Regions from separate parts of the Homo sapiens genome. Here region 2 is linked to region 1. A link is an interaction called in ENCODE POLR2A ChIA-PET data of the cell type or tissue named here. Cell type or tissue: A673. All regions are shown on one strand. Each heading gives the region's core, and the rest is flanking DNA. Links, peaks and the distances in the headings are about the cores only. Region 1 overlaps SLC22A23 (solute carrier family 22 member 23). Region 2 has its middle 19 kb from the start of PXDC1.

The links. Peaks named below come from ENCODE experiments on the same cell type or tissue, not always from the same donor. Only the 100,000 strongest peaks of a DNase experiment are listed, where the experiment ranks them.
Region 2: POLR2A ChIA-PET joins it to region 1 with 5 read pairs; 1 of 35 experiments calls an interaction of 5 or more read pairs at or near these places.

What each region holds. Positions count from the first base shown.
Region 1 is chr6:3,336,855-3,341,244 of GRCh38, reverse strand. All of the region lies in intron 3 of SLC22A23 (solute carrier family 22 member 23), which reads left to right. Among named protein-coding and RNA genes, the nearest start is that of PSMG4, 80 kb to the right of the region's middle. RefSeq lists an enhancer at 1-57. In A673, for the core only: a CTCF peak has its summit at 3,263; DNase peaks (open chromatin) are centred at 2,174 and 3,254; H3K27ac peaks cover 3,735 bases.
Region 2 is chr6:3,768,501-3,772,890 of GRCh38, reverse strand. No RefSeq gene overlaps it. Among named protein-coding and RNA genes, the nearest start is that of PXDC1, 19 kb to the right of the region's middle. RefSeq lists a silencer at 2,482-2,776. In A673, for the core only: no CTCF peak of the experiment used is centred there; a DNase peak (open chromatin) is centred at 2,360; H3K27ac peaks cover 921 bases.

The DNA.
Region 1 (4,390 bases), core at 267-4,266:
TTTCCTCTCAGCTTGATCGGAGGGAGGGCTTTCTGAGAAACCCTCTTTCCAATGAATCTCAAAACAGCTTCTGAGGTCATCTGTGACTCGGGCCAGCCTCTCAGCAACCTCTGTGTGAGGATTGTTTCTCTATATTAAATGCTGTATGTTCCGAATGTGTGTCCTTCAGAGCCAGGAGCTCACAGGAGCCATGTGACCCCTGACTTCACAGCAGGCCACCTTCAACCCTGTGAAGGGAGGGGAAGGTGCCATAGCAGGCATTGGTGATGGGAATGCCAAAGGTTATGTGTAACATGAGAGACCGGCCCCTCCTCATTCAACCTGATCCTGAAAGAAGGAGCATAAGCTTGAAGACATGAGTCCTTTAAATATCATTCCTGTAAACTCATATTGCCCTGGTTTCTGTTTTCCCAAATGGTAAATGTATCCTTTCCAGACAGATCCCATCAAAACCCACAAGTACCTAAGGACAGTCTCTCGGTTCTCATGTCTCTAGCACGTCATGCGGCTGCCCTTTTCCCAGTAGCCCCATCTGTTTTCCATAAGGGCCGCACTCTGTCACTTTATAAATTTGCTACGGCAATTGTCTCCTGCTTTTTCACATGGGACCTTGAAAATCGTTTTTGGCCTTTACACAAAGGATCGGTTACAAAGCTCCTCATACTGTGGTTAGAAATCGAGTCACTTTCCAAGTTGCCGTTCTTATGCAAGATGTTCCCAACTTTTGCAAGAATTATCAACTTTTACAAAAGTTCATTTATCTCATGGTTACCTGGAACTAAAGGGGCAATTTGTCATAGACTCTGCTGCGGTTACGTATGGGTCCCCAGGCCAGCCCACAGGGCTGTTTAAATGTGTCCCTGAATTATTATACTAACGTGCTGTTTGAAGGCCCTAGAGAGAATGTGACCGGCGGGCGTTTTACCTTATATCATCACTTTCTTTGACTCTGACAAACATTTCTTCCAGATAGTACCTCTTGCCATTCATAAGAGAGTCATAAGCATGTTAAGCCTCTTGCTCAATGTCATTCGTATAGCTGGTACTTGGAAAATGGAAATGCCAACCAATTTCAAAGCCCCTGCCCTTACCATTCCCTTCTCCAGGCCATCCCTCCTGGATAATACCGCTTTTGTGGGAGCGCTCTCTGGGCTAGGAAGCACCTCCCCTGTGGGGAGAGGAGAGGAGGGAAGCTGTATTCTCATGGACACATTTTTAATTTCATATGTTTACATAAGGAGGCTCAGATGTTCCTCAGCCATTATTGTTACAGGAAAGGGGCCCTGATCCAGACCCCAAGAGAGGATTCCTGGATCTCACCCAAGAAAGAGTTCGGGGCCAGTCCGCAGTGCAAAGTAAAAGCAAATTTATTAAGAAAGTAAAGGAATAAAAGAATGGCTACTCCATAGACAGAGCAGCCGCAAAAGCTGCTGGTTGCCCTTTTTTATGGTTATTTTTTGATGATATGCTAAACAAGGGGTGGATTATTCATGCCTCCCCTTTATAGACCACATAGGGTAACTTCCTGACGTTGCCATGGCATCTGTAAACCGTCATGGCGCTGCTGGGAGTGTAGCAGTGAGGACGACCAGAGGTCACTCTTGTGGCCATCTTGGGTTAGGTGTGTTTTGGCCGGCTCCTTTACTGCAACCTGTTTTATCAGTAAGGTCTTTATGACCTGCCTTTTGTGCCGACCTCCTGTCTCATCCTGTGACTTAGAATGCCTTAACCATCTGGGAATGCAGCCCAGTAGGTTTCAGCCTCATTTTACCCAGCTCCTGTTTAAGATGGAGTTGTTCTGGCTCACATGCCTCTGACATTATGAATTGGAAAGTGGAGGCTGTCACCCCAGGAGGGACAGGACCAGGGCTTGGGAACTCAGCTGCACCTGGGGAATGAACAGAAAACAAAAAGCTTTGTAACAAAGCTTGACAAAGTCTTTGAAGACAGATCACCATCTGTCTTCATCTAAGGCCTGTGTGCCTGGTGGTGGATTATCAGATTGGGGGTGGGGGAAAGCACACTGTTTTAATTTTTATTAAAGTTGGAAGAGGAGTTTTAAAGGATACGAAATCCTGATTGGTAGGAGGCTGACATGGATTTCAGCTGCAATGGCAATAATAGCCACAGAGCTATTGCATCACTTAAGAAATGACTGGCTCCTCCCTCCCCTCGACCCTGCTCTTCCCTCTGCAGCTCTGTGCTCTCCACACACACATCCTCTCTTCATCTGGCACCTCCACCAAATTGCTCAGGCTTCAGTCTTGGGGTTACTTTCTCCGTTGGGGCTTCCTGGGTACCTCCTTTGGACCTCTCTTGCTCCATGTTCCCCATCTGGTCAGTGTTGATGGAATAGTGGTTCTAGACTAGAAGGAGCTAATGTTCTCAGACAAGAGCAAGAAACCCCAAAGGTGACATCATCTTACATAATTAAACTCAGTGCTGCCACGTTTAATTCTGTATAGGCTTTTAAATCTCTAATAGCATTGTTCTCTTTATTACAAACATTATCACATAATTATGAAGTGGTAAAACTTTAAGGATGCAACTAAAAGGGAAGAAAAAATGTTTTCCTCTACCCTTTTAGGTTTAGAACCTGGGACCCTGCCAATAAAACTGACTAAAGACAGATTAAGGCCAGGCACAGTGGCTCACGCCTGTAATCCCAGCACTTTGGGAGGCCAAGGCGGGCAGGAGTTCAAGACCAGCCCGGCCAACATGGTGAAACCCTGTCTCCTAAAAACACAAAAATTAGCTGGGCATGGCGGCATGCGCCTGTAGTCCCAGCTAAGGAGGATGAGGCAGGAGAATCACTTGAACCCGGGAGGCGGAGGTTGCAGTGAGCGAAGATCATACCACTGCACTCCAGCCTGGGCAACAGAGTGAGACTCCGTCTCAAAAAATAAGAAATAAAGGCAGATTAACAGGAGAAAAGGCCATACTTGCACTTGATGTCAATATTTTAATTTTTACATGTACAGGGGAATCTCACAGAAGAAATGAAAGCCCAAGGAAATGGTTAAGCCTAAGAGCTTCTATACCATTTTAACAGAAAGCAATACATGATTTGAGAAATGACAAGACAAAGGAAAAGGCTTCGGGCTTCTAGGAGCAGTAAATTGTGGGACGGTAAATATATGGGGGAAACTGATGGAAGACGGGGCTATTTCGTGAGGTTTGTTTATGCAGATTCAAGTCGGTAGTGTCCCCAGTGGTGAGTCATCTCACTTCCTCTTGCTCCTGTGGGAGAAGGGAGGGAGTCTGGGGGTGACAACTTCACAAAGGGAAATTTGTGCCCTGCCTCTAAGCAGAAAGGTGGGTAGAGAGCTTTTCCTGCATCTGCTCTTTCTCCAATTGCCTTCAACTCAAAATAATCCTTATGCGAAAGTAGCATATTTGCATATTTCAAGATGACATACTCTGAGCCCCTTCACAACTTCCTGATCTTGTTCCACATTCCTTTCACGAATTGGAAAACCCAGGATCTGAGGGAGTCCTCGTGGATCACCAAGGCCGAGCCCAGCCTGTGGCCTCTGCGAGCCTGTCGCCACACCAGGCTGTCCTTGCCCTCGGTGGGGCCCGAGCACATGGTACACAGGAAAGACTTGCCCGGGTCCTTGCCCTGTTGCCTCTTGTTACCTTCCCACCAGGGCTCTGCAGGAGCCTGGGCTTGAAATCTAGCTCTTCCTTTTGCTAACTGCGTTTATGGGAGTCAATGAATTAGTTTTTCCCAAGCTTCAAATAAGAATGTTAACACTGGGGGCAGGACAAGGCAGGATTTAAAAAAAAAAAAAAAAAGGGAATTGTAACACTTAACACAGAGCTTGTTGTGCAGATGATAAAAGGCACTGTGCCCAGTACCTGGCACCTACAAGGCCTCCCTGAATACTCACCACTCTCCCCAGCAGCACCACTGGCAGCTCTGTAAATGGCACCTCCGCCTTAGGCACACATAGTCACTGAGTGCAACTGTGTGGGGTGGGCTGGCGATTTGCTCCAACAAACAGGCCTCCTGGCTCTCCTGTGGTTGAAGCAGCCCTGAGGAACTCTGCATTTGTGTTTAGCGCAGAGCCCTCAGAGGCTACATTCATGACGGATGCTCATGCCCTTGTGTAAATATGCTTAATAAAGCTAGTCTGCCAGGAGTGGTGGCTCACACCTGTAATTCCAGCACTTTGGGAGGCTGAGGTAGGAAGATTGTTTGAGCTCAGGAGTTCAAGACCAGCCTGGGCAATGTAGCAAGACCTTGTCTACTATAAATTTTAAAAATCAGCCAGGCATGGTGGCATGTGCCTGTAGTCTCAGCTATAGGGACGCTGAAGTGGGAGGCTGAAGTGGGAGGACCACTGGAGCCCAGGAGGTCAAGGCTGCAGTGAACTGTGATCACACC
Region 2 (4,390 bases), core at 133-4,132, 430 kb before region 1:
GTATCTGGAGTTTGTTCCTTCTAACATTCAGATGTGTTGGACAGTTTTTTCCTTCTGGTGGGTTCGTGGTCTCCCTGACTCAGGAGCAAAGCTGCACACATTTACGCATGAGTACCACAGCTCTTAAAGGGAACATGTCTGCAGTTGTTCTTCCTGGTGGGTTTAGTAAGCTCCCTGGCATCAAATATAAAGCTACAGATTTTCATGGTGGGTATCATACCTCATAAAAGCAGTATAGCCACAGAAAGTAAGCAGCAAGAACTTATTACAAACAGCAAAATAACAAAGCCACCACACTGCATACATAACACCAAGGAGACTCACAACTAGCAGCTCCGGCAGCCTGCTTTTATTCTCTTATCTGGCCCCACCCACATCCTGCTGATTGGCCCATTTTACTGAGAGCCGATTGGTCTGTTTTACAGAGAGCTGATTGGTCCGTCTTGACAGGGTGCTGATTGGTGCCTTTACAATCCCTGAGCTAGACACAAAAGTTCGCCACCTCCCCACTAGATTAGCTAGATACAGTGTCAATTGGTGCATTCACAAACCCTGAGCTAGACACAGAGTGCTGATTGGTGCATTCACAAACCTTGAGCTAGACACAGAGTGCTGATTGGTGTATTCACAATCCCTAGCTAGACATAAAGATTCTCCAAGTCCCCACCAGATTAGCTAGATACAGAGTGCCGACTCGTGCATCCACAAACCCTGAGCTAGACACAGGGTGCTGATTGGTGTGTTCACAAACCTTGAGCTAGACACAGAGTGCTGATTGGTGCACTCACAATCCCTTAGCTAGACACAAAGGTTCTCCAAGTCCCTACTAGACTCAGGAGCCCAGCTGGCCTCACCCAGTGGATCTCGCACCGGGGCGCAGGTGGAGCTGCCCTCCAGTCCCGCGCCGTGCGCCCACACTCCCTCAGCCCTTGGGCGGTCGGTGGGACCGGGCACCGTGGAGCAGGGTGCGGTGCTCGTCGGGGAGGTTCAGGCCACGCGGGAGCCCGCGGCGGGGCGGGGACTCAGGCATGGCGGGCTGCAGGTCCTGAGCCCTGCCCCGCGGGGAGGGCGCTAAGGCCCGGCGAGTAGTCGAGCACAGCAGCTGCTGGCCCAGGTGCTAAGCCCCTCACTGCCCGGGGCTTGCGGGCCAGCCAGCCGCTCCGAGTGCGGGCCCGCAAAGCCCACGCCCACCCGGAACTCTAGCTGGCCCGCAAGCGCCGCGCGCAGTCCCAGTTCCCGCCCGTGCCTCTCCCTCCACACTTCCCCGCAAGCCGAGGGAGCCGGCTCTGGCCTCGGCCAGCCTAGAGAAGGGCTCCCACGGTGCAGCGGCGGGCTGAAGGACTTCTCAAGCGCGGCCAGAATGGGCGCCGAGGCCGAGGAGGCACCGAGAGCGAGAGAAGGCTGCGGGGGCTGCCAACACGCCGTCACCTCTCACTAGGGGCAGAAAGAAGCCGGAATAGCATGTTTGCTGGCAGGGGAAGGAACTGGCTAGGTAGAAGGAGGCCAGATCTGAACGTAGTCCTGCCCTGGAAGATCCTAGAAAGCTGGGGTAAAGACAAGAAAGCCAAAAGGGATGAAGGTTTAGGCGAGGCTTAAAGATGCAATGCAGTAGACCCAATTACTTCTCTCAGATGTGTCTCTTATTATGTGACCTTGGAAAGCTACTGACCTCAGGTTCCTTGTCTGTATAATGGGGATTTAAAAAAATCCATGTCCTCAGATTGCCATAAGGATTAAGTAAAATCATCTAGGTAAGGTATTTAAACCCAAAGCAGCTAAACATAAACTGGGAACCCAAAGAGAGGCTGAGAATGGTTCTGAAGAGTGATTTTGGCTGTCTTTGACCTGTCTTACTGACATCATATTTTGTGAAACTACCTACCTGTATGTTTTCCTGTTCTTTTAGGGATGGACAATTTCTTCATAAATCCCACCAGTCTGGGATCCCATGTCATTTCACTAGGCTGGTCCTTCAATAATTAAACAGTCTCTCCAAGCCTGGAAATTATTATTTTTTTTGAGGTGGTCAAGTTGGAGCATTTAGTGAATAAGACTAGACAATGCTGTGTTTTTAACATAGTTTCTGCAGGATTTTCTGTGTGAAGATGATGTTCTAGAGAAAGGGAGTTTTATGTTGCCAACCTCTATTAAGTGCGCAAAGAAGTGAGGTTGGGGGTTGGGAGCTGCACATGCTGAGATCTTTGATTTAATTCTCACTGAAAGCAATCTTTAACATCTTTCCACGATGAAAATGTAATTGTTAGCTAGGCTTACAAATTGGAGGCACAATTCTAAAGACCATAGAATAACTCACTGGAAGCATGCAAGCTGGTAATGAGATTAGAGGCTCAACTCTGAGACATCACAGGGAATAAAATATATATTCAAATGCCCTCCTGTATCTTTCAGGAAGCCAGGGATGGGCTCCCAGTGCAAATAGATGTTATGCAAATACAGTGTGCATATATTAGAGAAGTGATGAAAAATAGAAAGTAATCTTGAGACCTCCCTTTTCCTTAAAGAAAAGATGTGGCTGTTTCTGAATTGCTCCCCTCCAAGGACGCCTCTGCCCCCTCTCCGCCTGGCTGGCTTTGCAGAGGTTGAAGGGAAGACCTGGGAAGACACATGCAAATGAACCCCGCCGGGCTGCTGGGCAACGAGGGTGCTCAAGATGCAAACTGAGCTGCAGCAATAAAGTCAAAAGGAGGAGAAAGAATGAAACGGTGGTTTTCATCTTTATCCCTTGTCGTTAGGCATGGTTCTTCTCAATCTATTGTTAGACTTGATTGTGTTTCCGTATCTCTACTTGCCTTTCAGACGCAATGCTCTTCACTGCTTAAAATGATTAGTATATTCCAGCAGCAATTCCTACAGCAGAAGTATGCCGCATGGTGGTAATTCTTTGTGTCAGAAGAATGAAATCGGGAGTTTGGGACATTCCTGTTCATAAAGTTACATATCCATGGGTTCTGTCTCCTTGATGATTTTTTCTCTCTAGTCTATATTCTGACTAAAATCCAGCATGAGAATTGTGTAAGCGAATTTCATAAGAAGAACATGAGTCATCTGCTATGAGAAATCCAATGTGCCATTTAAAATTTACTAGAAAGGTCTAAAACCAGTGCCTTTCAAATCGTGAACTCACCTGGGCTTGGTGGTGCGAGTCTGTCGTCCCAGTTACTCAGGAGGCTGAGGAGGGAGGATTGTTTGAGGCCACAGTGCACCATCAACATGTCTGGAAATAGCCATTGCACTCCAGTCTGGGCAACACAGGGAGATGTCATCTCTAAAAAAATGTTTTTTAATATTATGAACTCAATCTGTAAGTGAGCTCGTTACCATGAAGAAAGTTTCCCTTTAAATGGGTGAGGCTGGGCGCGGTAGCTCACGGTTGTAATCCCAGCAATTTCCGAGGCTGAGGCGGATGGATCACTGGAGGTTGGGAGTTTGAGGCCAGCCTGGCCAACATGGTGAAACGCTGTCTCTGTTAAAAATACAAAAATTAGCCAGGCGTGGTGGTGCATGACTGTGATCCCAGCTACTTTGGAGGCTGAGGCATGAGAATCACTTGAACCTGGAAGGTGGAGGTTGCAGTGAGCTGAGATGGCGCCACTGCACACCAGCCTGGGCGACAGAGCAAGACTGTCTCAAAAAAAAAAAAAAAGGGGGGGTGAGATTCTCAGCAAACTATCGCAAGGACAAAAATCCAAACACCGCATGTTCTCACTCATAGGTGGGAATTGAACAATGAGAACACATGGATGCAGGAGGGGGAACATCACACACCGGGGCCTGTTTTGGGGCGGGGGAATGGGGGAGGGAGAGCATTAGGAGAAATACCTAATGTTAAATGACGAGTTACTGGGTGCAGCACACCAACATGGCACATGTCTACACATGTAACTAACCTGCACGTTGTGCACATGTACCCTAAAACTTAAAGTATAATTTAAAAAATTTAAAAAAAAAAGGGTGAGAAAATGGGGAAAGTAACAAATGGTCTGATGTCTGGGTGTGACCCCAAACCTTATTTTCCAGGTAGCATTCTCTAGAAGGGATAGAAACCATGGCCACCTAGTGAGTGTTAGAGACACTGTGCAGAGCTCACATTGATCTCAGTCAGGGATGCAGTGGTGATTGCTGACAATATACCACTAAAATAATGGCAAAAACCGCAATTACTTTTGCACCAACCTATACAAACTTCTTCTACTTTGAAAACAAAACTGTGGTGGAATTAAATATTGATGTGTGAACTTATCAGCGATTACCAGATGATCAGTTTCTAGAATATCATCTTTCCTTTCCCACAGTTGCCAAGAGCCTGATGATTCATGATCTCTTAGGCTAACAAATCTAAATTTCAAAAAGATAATAGAAACCCTGACCA